Regions from separate parts of the Mus musculus genome. Here region 1 is linked to region 2. Evidence: chromatin loops called from intact Hi-C (ENCODE). Cell type or tissue: heart. All regions are shown on one strand. Links, peaks and the distances in the headings refer to the core of each region. The heading gives the core; the rest is flanking DNA.

Evidence for each region. A loop is a pair of places that touch in the nucleus more often than their neighbours do. Peaks named below come from ENCODE experiments on the same cell type or tissue, not always from the same donor. Only the 100,000 strongest peaks of a DNase experiment are listed, where the experiment ranks them.
Region 1: a loop joins it to region 2, with 2.3 times the contacts of the local background. A loop is called at or near these places in 3 of 42 quality-filtered maps.

The regions. Positions count from the first base shown.
Region 1 is chr14:103,839,917-103,850,273 of GRCm38, reverse strand. Ednrb (endothelin receptor type B) reads left to right here and starts at 5,798. Exons shown (of 8, transcript NM_001136061.2): 1 at 5,798-6,147; 2 at 6,737-7,280. The coding sequence starts at 6,798. The region is part of intron 1 of Gm35197 (a long non-coding RNA gene); the gene reads right to left. In heart, for the core only: CTCF peaks have their summits at 5,775 and 6,405; DNase peaks (open chromatin) are centred at 5,853 and 6,543; H3K4me3 peaks cover 2,911 bases; H3K27ac peaks cover 2,159 bases.
Region 2 is chr14:103,891,267-103,901,623 of GRCm38, reverse strand. 4930518C04Rik (a long non-coding RNA gene) reads right to left here and starts at 2,857. Exons shown (of 2, transcript XR_383716.3): 1 at 2,266-2,857; 2 at 980-2,143. In heart, for the core only: no CTCF peak of the experiment used is centred there; no DNase peak of the experiment used is centred there; H3K4me3 peaks cover 970 bases; H3K27ac peaks cover 993 bases.

The sequences.
Region 1 (10,357 bases), core at 3,467-8,466, 53 kb after region 2:
CAATCCTGCAGAGGAAATTCTTCTTGGTGTCTCCTAGGATACTCTATTCTATACTACAAAGACCTGTTGCTTTCTTTAAATGACAAGCTTCTATTCACCGTTACTTATGCCAAGTTTCACTCTTTCTTCTTTCTAACCTCTGAATGTGGTACACCTCTTTAGTCACTCCTGATATCAGAAGAATGGAATGGGGAAAATGGAAAGGAAAAATAAAAACAATAGCAAAAACTCATTGTAAATTACACACGACTCGAAATGTCTTTCAGTTGGCGCTTTATATGTGATTGAATTGTTCTGACCTCAAGTTACAACAGTGTTTTCTCTATGACTAAATGATATAAAGTTTCATAGATGTCCTATGCCCTTGCAAACACAGAAAGCACAGGTGTACTCACAATGGAATTCTGAATATATTTTTAATATGATGTCAAAGAAGTCTACGCACAGATTAAAATCTATAGACCAAGTCATACATAATTTTCTTTAATAAAATTTGTGTTAAAACGTGTTAAAGAAACACAAAATTATTTAAATACTAGAAAAAATCATTGTGTTCAAATAATTTACAAAGGAAGTGTGGCTTTTCCAATTTTACTATTTCCTATAAGCAGAAAATAAGTGATTGCCTCCTGCAATCACCCAGCCTACCAAAGCTTCATTATATTGGAGGCATAGACTATAGATAGGAACCACTAATCATTGATAAAATTTCAAATCTTAGATTCTCTCTTATGAGCATACCTTTAATTACAAACCACATGCCAACTTCAGAATCTGACCATCTGTATAAAATCAATAAAACGGAATCAATATCATATGGATGTTTTAGCAAAAATAGTACCAAAATCTAAGGAATCAAATTTTGCTATTTTGCAAGAATACATGGAGTTTGAAAGGGGGAAAGTAGAATATATATCTGTAATTACAGCACTCAGGAGAAGGATTGGCCTCTAGTATATACATCTATAATCCCAGCATTCAAGAAGAAGGTTGACACCAGGCTAGTCTACACAGAGAGTTCCAGGCCAGCTGGGCTATATACTAGTCCTACAAAATAGGTTGTTAGGTATATACTGGGGGCAAGGTATACCCATTTCTCAAATGTTTCTAAATTCCCTGCAAGGTGGCTCTGTGAATAAGGAACTTAGCAGGTGACCAAGCTCAAGCCACTGTACCTAGATGGTGAAAAAAACAAAGGACTACAGCAATGTGTCCTCTAACTTTCACACATGCATTGAGGCATATGTGCCCACACACATACGCAGTGCATATATGAACACATAATAAAATAAAATGAAATAATATATTCTTCAACTTGTATACTTATGTCTTCTCTATTTATTTGTTTACAAATTGCACCTTAATTAACAATTAGACTAACACAGCTACACAAGAAAGAAAGAAAGAAAGAAAGAAAGAAAGAAAGAAAGAAGAAAGGAAGGAAGAAAGGATGAAAGGAAGGAAAGAAAGAAAAGGGAGGGAGGGAGGGATGGAGGGAGGGAAGGAGGGAGGGAGGGAGGGAGGGAGGGGTGCTTGCTATTGGTTCATAGGGTCATTTTAAACCTTTTTTATGCTCTTACTTCAACTTCCATTTGATCACAGGCTCTGGTCCCCCAGGGACTGTGTGCAGAGGCAATTGAAGCAGTGCCACCTGGCCTTCTCACACACCTTGTCCCTCAGCACTAGGGTTCAAAATAGGTTTCAAAGGGCGCATCCATATCAAGAGGAGTGTATGAAAGTCTTCGCTTTTTTTGTGGCTAAAAGGCTTTTTCTTTTCTTCTCTCACCAGGGGGAAATGTTTGCCTTGAGCAAGCTCCCCATGGCAAACTTCTTTGAAAAACAAATTCTGAAGTCTATTCAGCCTTGTTTCCAGTTCCTTCTAGCTAAAGCATTTAAAGGAGGTGTTGGGACATCACCCACCACTGCCTTTCTGGGAGGTTATCTGGGCCTACGTGATGCATAGACAGAGTTCCCAGAAGACTTTCTAAGTGTCTTCTGGAAAGTGACTCTTTACATAAAACGATTCTACGTGGAACTTCTCTCCCAGAATAAATCTTTCATAAACACAAAATTGGTTCAACCCTCAAAGTCCTCATAATGTTATATTCTTAAACTTCGGTACATTGCGTTCAATATGCAAATGAAACCTTCACACAACTAGTCAATTCATCTGTAAGTTAATAAGAGTTGTTTTTATAATAACGCAAAAAAGTCTGCGCCTACAGCAGTAGAGCCTAATCCACCAGTGAGACAGCGTGAAGGATCCACGGCTGAGACAAGGAGGAGGAGGAGTGCACTTGGCTATTTGCTCCTTCCGAGTAGATTCCACCATCAGGTGGCTTTCTTTTATCGCAATCTCCTTTTCATTTGTAGTTTTCAATAAGTGCTACTCTCTCTACTGTTTAACAATAATTCCCAGATTATTGAAGCACAAGCCCAGATAAAGCTTCACCCACGGACACTAATCTTTCCCTTGACCCATAGTTGAGTGGTAAACAAATTTTGTGTTTATTAAAGATTTATTCTGGGAGAGAACTTCCATGTGGCATCTTCTTGGAGAGTCACTTTCAAGAAGATACTTACAAAGACTTCTGGGAACTCTGCCTATGCGTCACGTAGACTCAGATAACTTTCCAGAAAGGCAGTGGTAGGAAACCCAGATTTATCTTCGTGTGACTAGGTGATGGCCATTCATGAAGATCAAAGATTTAATCTTTACATTTTACAGTTACCCTTACACAATAAGGTTAAATCTTTAAGGATAACTTTCAGTGAAATGTTACCAATTGTATTACTTAGTTCTCTTTCCAGTTATAAAAAACACCAGGGCCAAGAGTGACTTATGGAAGGAAGAGTTGATTTTTGCCTATGGTTCCAAAAGGAAAGTTCAAAATGGAGGGAAAGGGATTGACTGCTACATGCAGGCAAGCTTGCTGGAACCAAAAGCTGAGCGATCATATATTCAATCAAAAACACAAAGCAGGGAGAGCAAACTGGAATCTGAGCGAGGCTATGTAATCTCAAAGCCCTTCCCTTAATGACATACTTCCTCCAGCAAATTAAAGTTCCCAGAGCCTCCCCACATTGCCACCAACATGGGACTAAGTGTTCAAAGAGATGAGCCTGTGGGGACATTGCCCATTCAAATCACCACACCTATGTGAAAAATGCTCTTCTACCAAAAGGAGATTAAAAATATCTATCTAGTGTGTATGTAATTAAGTTAATCAAAATAGTTAACAAAACCAGTTTGCATAGTGGGGGAATGTGGACTCAAAAGCCTGGCTTAAATCTAGTTTAAATCTAATAATATGACCCAAAGTGAATTTTTGAGATTCACATTCACTACATATAAATCCATGAAGAATAATGCCAACACTGCTGTGAGGGAGTGCGTGAGCTCCTGTGAAGAAAAAGGCCTAATTGGGTGATAGTTCCTAGAGCCAATGGGTAGTTTAATGCGCCCATCATATTGGAATTCAGAGTACAACTGAGAAAAGAAATTACACAGAGCTTAAAATGATTTGGCTATATTCTTGGCCACCAGGAATTAATAAATTAAAATTGAGTAGTTTGAAATCAGTTTAATCATCAACCTATTAAAAAAACTTATATTTTGAGCTCAACTTGTGGCAGGTACTATGATGGTGTAGAGGGAACGCAGCATTCAGTCTCTGGCCTGGTACCAAGGGAATACAGCATTCTTTCAGTCACTGACCCGATACAGAGATCAGATTAGATTAGATTTAGATTCGATTTAGACCAGGCTTTTGAGTCTACATCCTCCCACTATGCAAACTGATTTGGCAAACTATTTTGATGAACTTAATTACATACACACCAGATAGATATTTTTAATAACATTTTGGTAGAAGAGCATTTTACACATGGGTGTGCTGATTTGAATGAGGAATATAATCATAGCATTCATTCAGTCACTGGCCTGGCACAGTTCTTTCACATGACCTTGTCAGTGACCCACACTAACCTCTATAGGTTATTCTACCTTCACTTCTTTTGCGGTGATAAAACACCCTGACTGTAAGCAGCCTCCTCGGGAAGGAAAGGGTGATTTGACTTTCATCACTGAGGGCAAGTCAAGGCATGATCTCAGGCAGCTCACCACATCTCATCCACATATGGCAGAGCAACGTCAATCCATGTGCAGGGTGCTCGCTGCTTATGCCTGACCAGCCTTCTTCATTCTGTACAGTTCAGAGTCCAGCCCAGGAAACAGATGTCCCCTCATGCTCAGTGGGTCTTCCTACCTTAATAAACATTAAGGTGATTCCCCCCTCCCCCTACCTCCACAAACAAGTCCATGGGCCAACCTCACCCAGACAATGTCTCAGGCAGGGACTTTTTTTTATTTATGAGTACACTGTAGATGTCTTTAGACACACCAGAAGGTATCAGATCTCATTACAAATGGTTGTGAGCCACCATGTGGTTGCTGGGAATTGAACTCAAGACCTCTGGAAGATCAGCCAGTGTTCTTAACCTCTGAGCCATCTTGCCAGCCCCTCAAGCAGGGTCTTCTTTAGGATCTCCCCGCAAAGTAATTTCAGGTTGAGGCAAATTGACATGTAAAGCAGCTAGAACGATAGTCAAGTACAAAATTAGCGTTAGTAGTCTACAAGTGCTCTAAAAAACAGGGCAGAGGCACATCTCAGCAGGAATTAGCAGGGACATTCCCATTGCATGGAAGACACACTAATAGAGATGATGAGAAAGAGAGAGGTAGAGAAGAAAGCCTGAGTGAAAGTGACTTGTGTCAAAGGGACAGGTTCAAAACTGCCCTTGGAGCAGGCACATCCTTACTGAAGCACACAAAGAATTCCTTATTGCACAACACTGTATGTTGGCACGAAAGTCCACGTGAAGCAGTTCCATGCTGACCTTGTCTTCACTGAGGCAGGAGGATAAACATTGTCTTCAAAACAACCTGATTTGGAATTGGTGCTCATGCCCAGGCCATAGTTCCCATCCCTTAGACTTAACTACAGTCCACATTTAAAGTTCACCTTTTAACATACACGCGCACGTTCTGCTTCCAGCTTCATGGGAAACATTTGATAGGCGTTGCCCATCTAAGATGCAAATCCTAGTTGTACAATGAACTAGCTGGGAGACAAAGGGGGTCTAGAGGATGACCTCCTCTGCAGGCACAGCAGGATCTTGCTGATAGCAGAATAATGCACCTCACCCACCACTCTGCGCAACGGAAGATCCCTAGCATTCCCTTCTCTACCATAAAGACAGAAGCCAAGAATGACAGGGAGAGTTCATTTCCTTGCTCTGTCTGGTAAAATAAGCGTCAGGTTGAATTTGTAAATAGGCTTCCTGAGTATTTTCCTGTCTTCTGCCTCAGGTCCCTTTAGGCAACAGTAGAAAGACCCCTAGTAATGGCACCTCAGTACACAGGAAGAGGGATCTACAGGGCACAGAGAGAGATCTACAGGGCCTTTTGGTCCTTTGGGTGGGCAGTCCCTCTGCCGAAGAAGAAAGCGTCCCGCCCTGCATGCTGGCTTAAAACTTAAGGGCAAAACAAAACAAAACAAAACAAAATCAAAAAACAAGAACAAACGAAAGACAACTTCCCCAAACCAAGCAGATTTCGGGAATCACTACAGGACATTTGTGTGAACAGTCGGAGTATTCAAAGTCCAGGTTGATACAGAACCTTCTCTCCTAGGTTCCAGATCCCAGGTTGTCATGGGATATGTTAGTTTCTTCGTTGAGTAAGAAATAAACAGCTTTATGTGAGACACAACTCTGAACTAGGACTGCCCCTCCCAGCGGTCAGCTGGGGCTGATACTGTCCAGGCGTCGCCCAAGGGAAAAGGTTGTGGCAAGGTCGCTCAGAAAACGCGGGAGGAGTCTGGCGTTGATTGATGCTGGGAAGGGACCGAATGAATAAAAGTACTTGTCTGGGGACAGCAAAGACCCCGCTCAAGCTGCTGAGGATCCGCTGCCTGGCATTCTCTCGGTCTTTTGTCAGAGCCAGAGCTGCATTCAGTTGCGAGAGGCCTGTTTAGGAGCAGCTGGACGCCTGCTGAGAGCCGCAAGCTCCCTAGGGCAGTTGACAACCTGGGAAGGAGGTTCCCTGCTCGTGGCGCTGCTCCTGGTGCTTCCAATCCGCACGAGGTAACGAACCATCCTGGTTTAGCTTTGAATTAACATCTGTGGCTGAACCGTGCTTTGGGGCTTCCGCTTTGCTTAGTGGTTCGGGGGTTTTTTAATTAGTAAAACTTACACACGACAGCGATTTAAACCGAGATTGGGTTGTAAGGCGAGTGTTTGAAGTCACTGGGACAGCACAGAAGTTGGTGCTGATCTGTTATTCTCTCGGTTCTTGGCTGAGTGCATTGACGTATGCCCTTGGCCGCTAGGTGCCTTCACTCCGGGTCCCCAAGCTTAGCTAAAATTGGGCTTGCTTCTTCCCGGCACATACGAGTGTTCTTTCATTGGGACACGCACCCTCCCCAGTCTGGAACACCCCCTGCCCGAATGCTCCTCCCCACCGACTGGTCTACGGCAGGGCTGGGGATTAAAACTCTGCGAGCAGGGTCCGGGAGGAGACTGAATGCAGACCAGCGGGTGGCGTGCGCCCAAGTTCCCCACTGGCGCGCAAACTTAACTTACTGTTAAGGCGCGGGTAGAGGCAACCGGGCTAGTGTGTTTTCAGAGGCTTGGCTGGGGTAGCTGACTTAAGTGTCCTGTCTTCACTCCCCAGTTGGTCTCCAGACTGAAAACAGCAGAGCGGCTACCAGACTCTCACAGGAGCAAGCTGTAACATGCAATCGCCCGCAAGCCGGTGCGGACGCGCCTTGGTGGCGCTGCTGCTGGCCTGTGGCTTCTTGGGGGTATGGGGAGAGAAAAGAGGATTCCCACCTGCCCAAGCCACGCTGTCACTTCTCGGGACTAAAGAGGTAATGACGCCACCCACTAAGACCTCCTGGACCAGAGGTTCCAACTCCAGTCTGATGCGTTCCTCCGCACCTGCGGAGGTGACCAAAGGAGGGAGGGGGGCTGGAGTCCCGCCAAGATCCTTCCCTCCTCCGTGCCAACGAAATATTGAGATCAGCAAGACTTTTAAATACATCAACACGATTGTGTCGTGCCTCGTGTTCGTGCTAGGCATCATCGGGAACTCCACGCTGCTAAGAATCATCTACAAGAACAAGTGCATGCGCAATGGTCCCAATATCTTGATCGCCAGTCTGGCTCTGGGAGACCTACTGCACATCATCATAGACATACCCATTAACACCTACAAGGTAATGTACCTGATAACGAACGATCTGAGGATCTGGAAACCAAAGGTGGGGTTGTAAGCTGAGTGGTAAAGTGGCAATCTTTAAAGTATTGGTGGTGGTGGGGGGGGGGGGTTAGACACTTTCTCAAGGAGACTGCTCCTCTGCCAATAGTGACAATTGAATTTGAACGAGATTTTCCTGCGGGTTTTCTTAGCCTCTGACAAGTGTAGCTTTCCAGGTAGTGACATTGTTACTATTGGAGATCTGTTAGGAAAGAAGAATTCAGATTCCCTGACCCAGGGTCACTGAATCAGAAGCTCTGGTGAAGATGACAGCAGTGATACATTTTAAAAATCCTTTGTAACTATGACAACATTTAACAGTTGGGAATCACAAGCCTGGAAGTCAGTCTTTCTAGGCACAACCTCTTAAAAGTATGGTCCCCAAAGTGGGATCATGAATATCGTCTGGGAGTTTGTGAGGAGTGCAAATCTGCCCCAAACAGAGTTTGCATCTTGGGTGTACAGATGATTCATGGGTAAGGTAACTTTGGAAAACATGGTTTTCAGGACCCAGAAAGCCTGTCAGTAAGATTTTAGGAAACAATTGGCTTAGGCTAAAGGGGCCTAGAATGGTAAGTAAAAATGTATTTCCTTGATTCGAGTGGCCTTGGATACTCTTCATGGAATTAGTGTCCTGGTCCAAGTGTCAGGTTAGATGCATGACTTCCTTTATCCATTGTGGCAACCCACACATTGGCAGTTATTGCCATTTTACACGTATAATAAGATGTTCAAGGGCCCTCCATGAGTTCAAGGTAGAAAGCAGGCTCTAGTACCTCAGATTCCCAGATGTAAGCTTTGCGACATTATCTCTGATATTTCATGGTAATGCATAAGACACGGTCAGGACAGTGGAGAACTCCGTAATAAAGTCAGTAAAATTGTCAGTAGTAAGCAATATGGTGGTTTGCACAGCTATCAGAAGAAATAGGCTCAGAGAAGAAATCGGCTCAGAGGACAAGGCAGGACATGTACATCCACGCTGTTGACTCCAGGTGGTTTTAGAAGTCAGTACAGCATCCTGGCATGGGGGTCTCCTTCTCTTCTATTTCCCGATGCAGCTTCTAGTGCCCACCTAGGGGGTGTTTGTGATGTTAATAAAAACAGACTGACTGGGCAGTGGTGGCACACACCTTTAATCCCAGCACTTGGGAGGCAGAGACAGGTGGATTTCTGAGTTCGAGGCCAGCCTGGTCTACAGAATGAGTACCAGCACAGCCAAGACTACACAAAGAAACTCTGTCTCGAAAAACCAAAAATAAAATAAAATAAAATATTTTAAAAAACCAGACCGAATAAAAGGTCCAAAAATGTTTAGAGTTGTGCAACTATGTAGCACTTCTTCCCACTGCCATCAATAGAAAGTCACACATAAACACCATACAGGTATAAAGGAATGAGAATGTACTTTGTCCACTTGCCAAAGACCAACCCAAGCCTCTGTGCTATGCAAGGAGCTGAGAGTATTAGGATGGGGAAGGTCGGAGAGCGCTCTGTAACCATAATGACATGAGTGGTTACCTTAAGGCAGCCTTTGAGATTGCTCTTCATTGGTCCCTGGGAATCCTGACCCCAGTAGCCACATTTTAAGGGAACTCCAGACATTTCTGAGACTTAGAGATGGGACATAGATTAGGATCCAAACCCTGGAGAGAAACACTACCAGAAATACAAAGGAGAAATGCTAAAACTCTGGGACAGCAATCACCTTTGATGGCCTCTGAGAATTTGCCTGGAGACATATAAGCTGAGAAGTTCTTTACATGTGATCAGAGGTGGCCCCCTTTTTTAGAGTAGCAAGATGGATCTTTCTTTCCATGGTGGCCAATGAAAACAGTCCAGTTCAGCTCTTCCAAACTGAACTGGGAAGCTTTACAGTAGAAAATGTAAAATAACTGAATCAGATTCCTCCCCAAAGAGAAGATTATAATCTACTTTTGCTAGCTTTGCGCAGAAAGTCCACAGAATTCTGTTTTGGGCAGGCTTCATTGACCTACACATTGAACCAAGCTAGAAACTCCTTATGTCAGCCAGCCATTGAACTGTTGAGTGAAAGGCAGAGTTTAGAACCTCATCTTCCCGTGTGTTCCCACTAGACCACATATAAGTTGATTCTTCCTGGACCATGGTACTTTCTGCCTGGTCAAATGACTATTTGGATTTTCCTGGTGAATATCTGACTGAGCACTGCTGGTCTCCTTTCCAGTTCCTCTATTATTTCCCTGGGAAGTCACATTCTTTACCCCAAAGCTATTCAATGCACTAAAGCTCACTCCTAGAACCGACTGATGAGTCACTAAACTTAGTCATCTACATCTGTCTGAAAGAAACTCAAGTCATCAGCTTAGGTCCCACAGGCAGGAGTGTCAACATGATCTCCTGCAAACCCACAGTGTTGCCTTGGATTTGGTTTGAGGCTGTAACAGTGGCCTCTGTTTCTGGGGCATTATGAACTCATTTTATTCATTATATTACTCAGATAAAGTTACACAGAATGTATGGCTCTCAACCCCGATTTAAGTCACCGAGGAAGTGAAGACCTTATTTGCCCAATATCACAGCGCTGGAAAGTGATTCCTCTTGACTTGAACCCAGTGTATCTGGTCCTAGAACCAGTAGCCTTCCCTATCACACTGCATCAAGAGTGCTAAGGCACAGCTCGCCCTTTTTCCAGCCTGAGCTTCATCAGGACCTCAGCTTGAGTACTTGTGACTCATGGTCGTATTAAGTAAAGACCCAGGCTAAACCTTTTCAGAATTCATCTGAAATGTCAGATTTGCAGCCTGGAAGTCCTCTTGGATAGTCTAGATTATACAGTATAGTGGATAGTCTAGATTATACAGTATAGTGGATAGTCTAGATTATACAGTATAGTGGATAGTCTAGATTATACAGTATAGTGGATAGTCTAGATTATACAGTATAGTGGATAGTCTAGATTATATAGTGGATAGTCTAGATTATACAGTATAGTGGATAGTCTAGATTATATAGTGGATAGTCTAGATTATACAGTATAGTGGATAGTCTAGATTA
Region 2 (10,357 bases), core at 1,852-6,851:
CTAAGTTACTTCTACATTTCAGGTCCTGGGCTAGTCTTTCTGTTTTCTGCCCCATTTCTTGTGTAATATCTCCATTCTCCCATTACCACAACCATCCAGAATGAAATTACCAAGCTGATTCTCCTTATCATTTATGCTGTTTATATCAGCAGATACCCATTTCTCCTGTGAAAGAACCATGAAGAACCTACCACCTCCTCAGCATCATCTCTGCGCTAGGCCTGCAGATGTGAAGGAAGAGTAACAGCGACAAATAAAGGAAATTTGAAAATTCTCACGCTTTTCACCAAAAACCAGTAAAATGGGAACAAATCTAAAAGAGTAAAATAAAGAGATGGATGCTGAAGAGGGTAAACACTAGTGAAAGAGATTAAGGCAAGCAGAAAGAAAGTTCCTGGGTTCAAAAACCATAAGAATTACTGTTACTGTTAGTGTTAAAACCCAAAGCAATCTACAGATTCACAGCAGTCCCTGTCCAAATCGCAAGGATACACTTTACATAAATAGGAAAGCAATATTAAAATTCTCATGAGGCCACAGAAGATCACAGACAGGCAACACAATCATGAATGAAGCAATAGTAGAGGTATTATGCTACTCTGTGCCCGATCTGATGAAGCTATGTGGTCACAGCAGTGTTTCCTGACACAAAGTCCCACAGAAACAGAGCAGAATGCAGAGCTTAGCAAATAATGCCTCACACCTGAGGCTAGTGAGTCTCCCTCAGGACACCAAAATACACAGGGGGTGGGGATGGGGTGGGGGTGGGGATGGGGTGGGGGTGGGGATGGGGTGGGGGTGGGGAGTCTCTTCAATAATGGATACTGGGAAAACTGGGTGTTGTTACTAAAAAGAATGAAGCTGTACCCATCTCTTTCAATATGAACTCAAAATGGATGTAAGATTAGACTGTAGGATCTGAACCTACAAAGCTCCTAAAAGAAAAATATACAAAAAAAAAAAAAAACCTTCACAGTGGTCTTGGTGATGGTCTCTTTAATAAAATATCATAAGAATGGGTAATGGAAGCAACAAAATAGGTAAGTGGGTTGTATCATAAAAAATAACAGCAGCAAAAATACTTTTTGCATAGCAACCAGAATGATCTACAGAATGGCAAGAAACTCGAGGGGGAGGGAGAAGCTATTTGCAATCCTCATATCTAAGAAAGAGTTAATATCCAAGATATGTAATGGATGCCTAAAATGTGGTGACAATCCTACAAGTCTTGTCACCTCCCTGATGTATCTGCTCAGCTGATCCTGTGTGACTGAGTGTCACACACTCACAACTGAGCTATGCTCACTGTCAATCTTCCTCCTTTACCAAGAAAATGTCAGCAGGGCCTTGGACTGTTCCAGAATCTTTGGTATTCATATCTTACATCCAACACTCCTCATCTTTTGAGTAAGTCTGGAATTTAAGCTTCTTGCAGTGTAAGCGTCTACTTCAACTCTTTAAATATGCATATAAAATATGTCTTTGTTCTAGTATTGATGATGAAAAATAACAAAAAAAATGAAAAGTTCTTTTTGAAGCTGCTTCAATACGCACATGCACCTTTTCTTTCTGTTCACATTGTTGTTGTTATTGTTGTTGTTGTTGTTTTTATAGTATTCAACAATTAAATCTGATGTGTTTTACAAACTCATTAGAAGACTGAATTTTTTTCATCAGCGTCAGTTCTTAAAAAATTCTGGAAATTCATGTTTATACAAAGCTTGGAAAAGCAGAGGATAAATACTAGGGAAACATTCCAGTCGACTTTGCGCAGGTCAGAACCCCAACATTTTTTTTTCTAACATCGTGCCCCTTGTTTATTTACAGCCGCAGATACGCGCTAGCTTCTGGTGCTGGTGGAATGAATGCGCTGACCTCACACACACATTTCTGCCAGTGACGGTTTGAAGATGATAAAGTAGTCCAGAGCAAATATCTCCACTCTCTGATAGCGGGAGGCACTTTGTGTACAAAAAGCAATGGTCTGGAACAGAGTCAAGCTCTAGAAAGCAGGACAGTCGTTTCTCATCATAAACACATTATTCCTGTCGAGTCGAAGGAGAATGGTGGAGGTAGGGAAGGCTTTGAAAACAGCATACACGTTCCTCATGACTTCCCTTGTGAACAGGGGCCTCAGATCAGCCTGCAGTGGACATCAGAGGGATTCACGTTACCCCACTGTGATGAATAATGAAACACAATGCATAATTGTCCGCAAGTTCTTAGAACCTCCTCAGACCCCAGCTACCGTGCAGAATGCATTACCTCAGGCTCCACGGGGTCACGAGGGAGGTAACCAAGAGTCGGGACGAGTAAATAGACAGTATTGTACCAAACTCCTGTCGCTATGACAACCCTCTAGAAATGCCGGACTCCCATTTTCTCAGCTGCTTTTACTGCTCTGAGGAGAAAGAACAAATGGCCTTTGCAAGCGGCAACCCTGGTTAGTCTCCGACTTTACAGCTTCACCATAGACATGCCCACACAAGTCACTTTCCTTCTCTTCGTCTCCAGCAAATATCGTCAAAATATTCTTCTCATGTGAAAGGTGCTTAATCTTTTACAAAATGAAGTAGTGATGCAGGAAATCTCATTAAATTGCATTTACGTTATAACTGATAGAGATTTTAGCAGCGCGGGCTGAATCAAACTTTCACACTTGAGGGGCCAGCGAGAGTCCTTTCTCTTCTCAGTGTGAAGGATTTAAGTAGCTGAAGGCATCTCTGTGGTGTGAGAGTCTGGTGGGAAGCAGCAGCCTGTTACCCTGACACTGCATCCAGGCGCAGGAGGGGTGTGAGGCTTAGGGGAAATGAGTGTGGTTTCATCTATTGGGCAACTTCTTGTTAATGAAAAGTATGCAGTGCGGCCCGTGCATTAGCTCAGAGCACAGAAGATTCGAGGGTCACCTGACTTTCCAGTGACGCCCCACATAACACTCTCAGCCCTCCTTAATGCAAAACATGCATGTATATTTCCTTTCTTAAAATTAGTAAAACAGTTTTTTACTTATTGCTAACTCTGCCATTCAACATAAATTATATGAGGCCGGAAAACGTTTATCTCCTGTAACTTTCTTTTTCCCGGGAGCTCAGAATGGCATAAAAGTTCAAGGCATATCTACTGAATAAAAACAAGAGTTAATAAATGAATCTTTCAACACTTTGTTCTCAGCCATAGATAGGAGGAAATACTATATATGATATAACATTATTCTTAATACCAAGTATGACATAAATTTGAAATATTTTATGAAGTAAATCTGCAGTTAACATGAGCTGTTATAATTACTCAATACCAAAATGTTCAAAATCCAGAGAAAATATAAAACTCAAGAAGAAAAATAATTCTTTCATAAAACAAGTTATATTTCCTAACTAATGAACTGTGGGGTGTGTGTGTGTGTGTGTGTGTGTGTGTGTGTGTGTGTGTGTGTGTGTTATGTGGTGTGTGTATGTGATGTGTGTCTGTGTGGTGTGTGTGATGTGTGTGTGTGTGTGTGCGCATGCGCACACACATGCACTCTCACAAGCATGCCTGCCCGTGCACTGTCTATAGACCACAGGACTACTTGCCAGAGTCAGTTCTAACCTTTCAATGGGGCCTGAGAACTGAAGTCAGATCAGGATCTGACCCAGTGGCAAGTATCTTAACTCACTGAGTTATACAACCAGACCAAGAGGATAGATATTCTTAATGTTGCTTAATATACCAGGCTTGTCATACATAGGCTTCTGCTTTATGAGCTAATAATAACATTTAAAAACCAAAAGAGCGTCTGAGAGTGTAGCTCAGTGGTAGAGCCCTTGCCTAGAATCTATGAGGTCCAATGTTTCAATCACCAAAACACACACACACACACACACACACACACACGCACACGCACACGCACACGCACACGCACACTGAAGAGGTGGGGATAAGAAGGAAGGAGAGAGAAGGAGATTGTCATTTTACATAAAAGGCAATTTCTTGTTTAGATACAACTCTTCATGAACTTAGGGATGAACTTGAGTCATGTTCATGACTGTCTTTTTTGTTTCATATTTAACTAAAATGCATTGGATGAGAATCCTAAGGAGAAACGAATGTCAGGTGAGGTAGAAAAGGGCCATCAGGGTGGTGTCCTGAGAAAAGTGGGGCCTGCAGGCAGAGGCAGCTCACCCAGATGACCTGGCTCAGGCTGCAAACTCAGATGAACATCTACATAGCTCCACAGAGGCAAACATCACAGCAAGGAGGAACAGCAAAACAGGGCCAATCAGCCAGTCATACTAAAAGCTAGCCTTCTAGAAAAGAATTTACAATGTGCATTGAAGAATATTAAGCATTATGTTGTGAGTGTTCTCTTCCTGGGTCAGTTGCACTTTTCAGATACACCTGCCAGAAATGAAGTAAGTTTTGAACAATAGAGAATTAGATTTGTGTTGATTTAATGAGAAATGCTTTTTATTTGTTTTATATATATATATATATATATATATATATATATATATATATTTGTTTTCTGTGGCAAGTAGTCTATTGGAAGTTGATTGTAGGCAGTAATTTAGTACAGAGCAATAGCTGGCCTATTCTCTTGAGCTTGTATTCTGGATTATAAATCCAACTTCATAGTTGGAGAGGATGCGCCTAACCCCGCAGAGACTTGATGTGCCTGCCAGGTGGGGGAATACCCAGGAGACACCTCTCCCTTTCAAAGAAGAAGGGTTATGAGGAAGGGACTGTGAGGGAGACAAGGAAGGGGCAACATTTGGGATGTAAATTAATTCATTAAAAAAATAAGGCCAACTCAAGGTTTAAAGAACTCAAGGTTTGAGAATTCAAGGTTTAACTAGAAAAGTGCTGATTGTGTCATGCTAATGATGGTTAGCCTTTGCTGCAGGGTCTCTCTTCCCTCCTACTCGCTATGTGGAGTTACTTAGCTTTCCCAGCTATAGCAGAGGTAGAGGAACTAGATTATAGAAAACATGGAAAGACAAAGGACAAGCTGAGATAATCAACTTGTAATACCTCCACATTTCTGTTGTCATTATTGTAAATGGGTTTTTTTTATTATACTTGGTTCCAAAATTATATTAAAAGACCCCTAAAAGTAGTTTTATTAAAAAATGTTAAAGAGCTAGAGATGGCTCAGTAGATAAGAACATATGTTGACCTTGTAGAAGACCCCTAAGTGAGGGTCCCATCACCCATGATGGATGGCTCACCATTACCTATACCAAGAGGTTTAGGGGATCCAAAACTCTTGTCTAGGCTCCACAGGTACCTGGACTCAGTGTTCAAATAGACACATAAAGACTAATTAAAATTTTAAGTTAATTTTTCCTCTTCCAAGTTAATACAGATGGACAAACATCACCAAAGATAATTTCCAGTTATTAAAACCCTTGTAAAATGTTGTTGGCGAGGGAAGTCTTTAAAACACAAACTAGGGTTGTTGAACTGCACTTTTTAGTGCATGCACTACTTAAAGGATTTCCTATGTCTTAAATAAGCTATATTATTTAAAAAATTTTTGCTGGCAATTTGGGAATTCAAACTATTGAGGTTACATAATTCTTTTCCAATACAGTTGATAGAAAACTGCACAAATGTCACAATTTTGGCTACATGGTCTCTAAAGAAAGCATAAATATGAGAGTATGAACTATAATTCTACTGTTGAAACAACCTTGGCTAGAACTCTGCTTATCTATGTTGAAAGACCATTTGTGTTAAAGAAGTTCCAAGATTTATTTTTAGAAGGCAACATGGAAAAAGAACATCCAAACAGACACTCATGAGCCATTTCTTCCACAATTTTAATTTAAAATTATCATTCTATGGCTTTTTGAGTTTGGCTCTTTTGAAAAATTCTTCTTCGAATTAGTCAAATTAGCTACTGTGAAGCCTAGTTCAAGACCAATTCAATTTCATTTATTAGACACTGTTAATTATGTCTATAGACACTTATTTCACTGTTAATTATGTCTATAGTTAGAGTGAGAGGAGCTCACATGGTAATAGAAACTAAATGGGTGGACTGAGAGTGGGAAGAGATGCTTCGCCAAGTCCATCAAGTGTTTTGGAAAACACAGGGCCAGCGCCAGTTCAGTTCCACAAAACTAAACAGTCTAAGGAATTCCTGGGAGCGCGGCCTGAGTCACTCTGCTGAGCTGCCACGGGGCCATGTCTCATTCATAGGCCGCTATCAAGAGTGTTGGCGATGCACTTCAGCATGAGTTACTTTTATGATCTGTGACCAAACACATGACAAGAAGCATGCACAGCTGTACCCTGGCTCCTGGTTTGAGGCATAAGGTCCATAATGGCAATTAAGGCATGGTGGCAGGTGGTCCCTGGTAGTGGGAACAGGAGGATGCCTCCTTGGAAGATCCCAGTAGATCAGGAAGTAGTGGCTCAGGTCAGAATAGGCCTGACTATAAACCATTAAACCTATTCCCGGTGATCCATTTAATTCAGCAAGGACTCAAATAGGAGCTCCAAAAATAGCACCTCCAACTGAAGATGTGTCTAAATCTCAGATAACAACTTGTATTTGTAAATCACACTGATCTTCAACAAGTGTAACAAGAATATGGAATACGGAAAAAATACTTTCTCTAACAAATAGTGTTAGGGTGTGGCCCTACATATTTCCTCTCTGCTGGGGGGAGGGCACCTGGGTGCCATCTGCACCCCACTGGGAGGAAGCAGGCCAAAGTCTTAAACAGGGTTCCTGGTCTCCTTTCTGGGTACCTGGGCACCACAGAGTATCAACAAGAGAGGGAGTCGGGAGGGAAAGTCAGGAATGGATGTCCACCGGTCTCTGCTTCCCCTGATGGTGTCCGTTCAGCAGGCAGGAAGGGGAAACAGAGCCCAGGAGAATGAATCCTCTCTGATTGAGAGCAAGGCCAACTGTACCTACAGATGGGAGGGGAGATGGCCTTATTCGGGAGTCTTAGATGCGGCTCTTTAGTCAAAGACCTTCCCCGAGGCAGTCCTTAGAGAAGCAGCTCTCAGAGATGGACCTTGCTTGTTCATACTGGTTATTTGATGGTGCATGTAAATGCATATACTTTATTGTATTAAATATCTTTTGTGGAAGGAATACCCAGAAAGGGAAGCAAATTGGCTGAAGGAGCAGGGATATCTAGATACCTCATTAGCATGGAGATCTCCAGGTGTTAATGCTATGTGACTTAGTGCCCAAGGTCCTCAGCTGGGGTGTCATGCTTCCAGAGCAGGTACACAGACAGGTAGAGAGTGGCTCCACTTCTGCTCAGATCCCGGGAATCTCAGATTTCTGAGATTCCCGGGATCTGAGCCCAACCTTGTCAGTCCTTATGTCTGTCTGGTAACACAGTCCCACATGTCCTACAACAGGGAAACAATATTCTAATGCCAAAGACTGAAACCACGCAGGTAACTGAATTAGCAATGGTGTGTTGGAAACAATACCCAAAGCATAGGCAAGAAAAGCAAAAACAGACAAGGGACAATATAGAGAGCTAAAAATTTTTCTGCAGAGAAAAAGGAACTATCAGAAAATAAAAAGGCAGCCCATAAACAAAAAGGAATATTTGCAAATCTGATACAAGATTTGGGTATCAAAATATATGAGGAACCTCTCAAACTCAGTACCTAAAAAGCTGTTCAGGTTTTAAAATCCGGAAGAGAATGGGATTTTCAGTTGTCCAAAGATTTTAAATGACCAGAAGGAATATAAAAAGGTCCTTTATCTAATCCAACTATAGTGTCATTCTGTCTGACTACGAGTGTACTTACTACCGAGAAGACCAAAGACAAGAAGTGTGGATAGGGATGTGAAAGCCCAAAATCTGATGTCCTTGAAGAGGACCATAACGTATTACAGCTGCAATGGAAAACAGTATGTACTGAGACGAGCCATAGAATTGCATATCTATGATATCTACCCAAATGAAATTAAATTAACTTCGGGTCACCAGATGGTATCTTTCCTCCCATATTCATTGCAGGCTAATTCATAATAAGCACAAGCTAGAGGAAGACTGTCCCCCGTCGATGCAATGACAGATAAAACATATACATGTACAATGGATTCATCCTTGAAAAATAAGGAAATACTGTTGTTGCTCATGATAGCATGGATAGTTCTGAAGAATACCTTTTCTAAGTTATCTGTTCTTCACAAGAAGACATATACAACAGGACCTCTCTTACATGAAGCACCTGAAACAGTTCAAAGTATACGAGCAGACAGACAATAGAACGGTTATTGCCCGAGGCTGTGGGAAGAGAGGGGTATGGGAAATTGCAGTTTAGTGAGTCTGCCGTTGTAATTATACACACAGAGCAACATCCAGAAATCTGCTGCTCATCCTAGTGTTTGTAGCTTGGTAATAAGGTGCTGTGTATGAAGAGAGTAGGGCTGGCGTTAAGGGTTATTACTATAAACAAGCAAGCAAGCAAAGAAAGAAATAAGACACAAAGCTGGGGTAGCAAATACTGAACAAAAGCAGTGATTCCACGGGGCTAACAGGATGAAAAAAGTAGGCTGAGCGCAGAGCACACTGGGGTTCATTACGATGCTCTATGTTTGGATGTGTGAAATTCTTTATAAAATGAAATTTAAAATATGTTTAAGGTTAAGAAGGGTGACCATAAAAACTTTTTTAAAAAAACCTGAGACCTAATTAAAGAAAAATTAGAAATAGTTCATATTTTCCCCGTAAGAACTGATTCTTGTTCATTTATTAGTCAGGGATTTTGTGTCCATGCTTGGGGATTTGCTCTGTTTAGATGGTCTTATGTGGCCCAAGCCAACCTCCAATATCCACCGTCCTATCTCTGGGTCACAAATGCTGGGAATACAGGCATGCTCTGCCATGCATGCCTCTGAGCTGGTTTGTATATCTGTGCTTCCTTTTCTTGTCTCGTGGTCAGAGTCACTCCAACACAAATAACGCGAGTGTCTGGTACTTGTTCCCACACTTTGAAAGTGTTCCTGTCTAATGTCCCTGTAAAATCTCCCAGATCCACCCTGGGATGCTCGATACACTGGCCATCATCCTGTACTAACATTGGCTGTCCTAGGAGACCTTTCATCTACTTCCTCTGACTTCTAAAGTGTTTCATTCGGGGTCCAAATTACTAACGTCATTCCTCCCTAATTTGACAGCTATTAGAAAGCACAGCCTCCTTGATCACCTGAAGATGCTGTGTTGATTCCTAAAGGTACCAGATACTCTTCTTTGTGCATTCTAGTCTGCTAGTCTTTTAAGACACAGTTATTTTCCTGAAGATGTGTTCTGCTGCTGAGTAGTGAAACATGTGAATTATAATATATGTCTACATATTTCATTCTAAAACATGGTATACTTACTTTTCATCTTATGCCCATCTTTCATCCTAAAATACAATATGATAATTACTTAGTCTGATGAAATTAATAATGTCAACTACTCGGAAGTTGATTATTTCAGATTTGAGTGAAGGCATTTGCTGGGTCTGTGCTTCCTTGAGATTGGTGATTACAGTTCCTCCTAAGCAACATGGAATTTAAAAAAAAAAAAACCCTCCAACTATTCGATGTTCTCAGGGTAACATCCTTTAGCTGTTAAATATATTTGTACAAATCTGTAACTAAATAATAAAATTGTTGAAAAATATGAAATCCATCTTTTTCTCATAGTTTGGAGCTCAGTCATTTGAGATGCCATTGCCTACTGAGGACTGAGCTTGCCTGTGTTGAGATAGCTTCAGATGCCTTCACTCTGTGGCTACTAACTATTAGAGTACTTCCCATAAAGCCTTACTTGTGTCAACCTCAGAGGAATGTAGCTTGCCTGGGGCCATGGCCTCCCCAGCACATCTATACAAGCGACTGTCTTAGCAGAGCTTACAATATTAACCTACACAGCACTTACAAGGGCCCCTTGATTTGACAAACAGCATCCAAGGCTCAGGGCATCATGAGATTAAGGATAAAATTGGCTTTCTGTTTTAAAAAACACAGATATATCATCTTAGAGAGTCTCAATTAAAATTTTTCATCATCCAGAACACTTTGTCTGTAAAACAGAAAGTATAGTAGTTTGCGTGTGTGTGTGTGTGTGTGTGTGTGTGTGTGTGTGTGTGTGAGAGAGAGAGAGAGAGAGAGAGAGAGAGAGAGAGATTAGCTTTTTGCACAGAATCTTTCCCACCTGTTCACTTTTCTTGAACACTTGGATAATCAGATAGATAAAGTTTGAGCTAATTTGTGAGTCTCTTTGAAATCTGTGATTGTGGTGTGAAGAAGCCGTTTATGGATTCTCAGAGCGACTTGTATATGCAATTCCATGAATACTTCTCAGCCCCTATTATTGGGTAAACTTGTTCTTTTGGAACCTTGGCT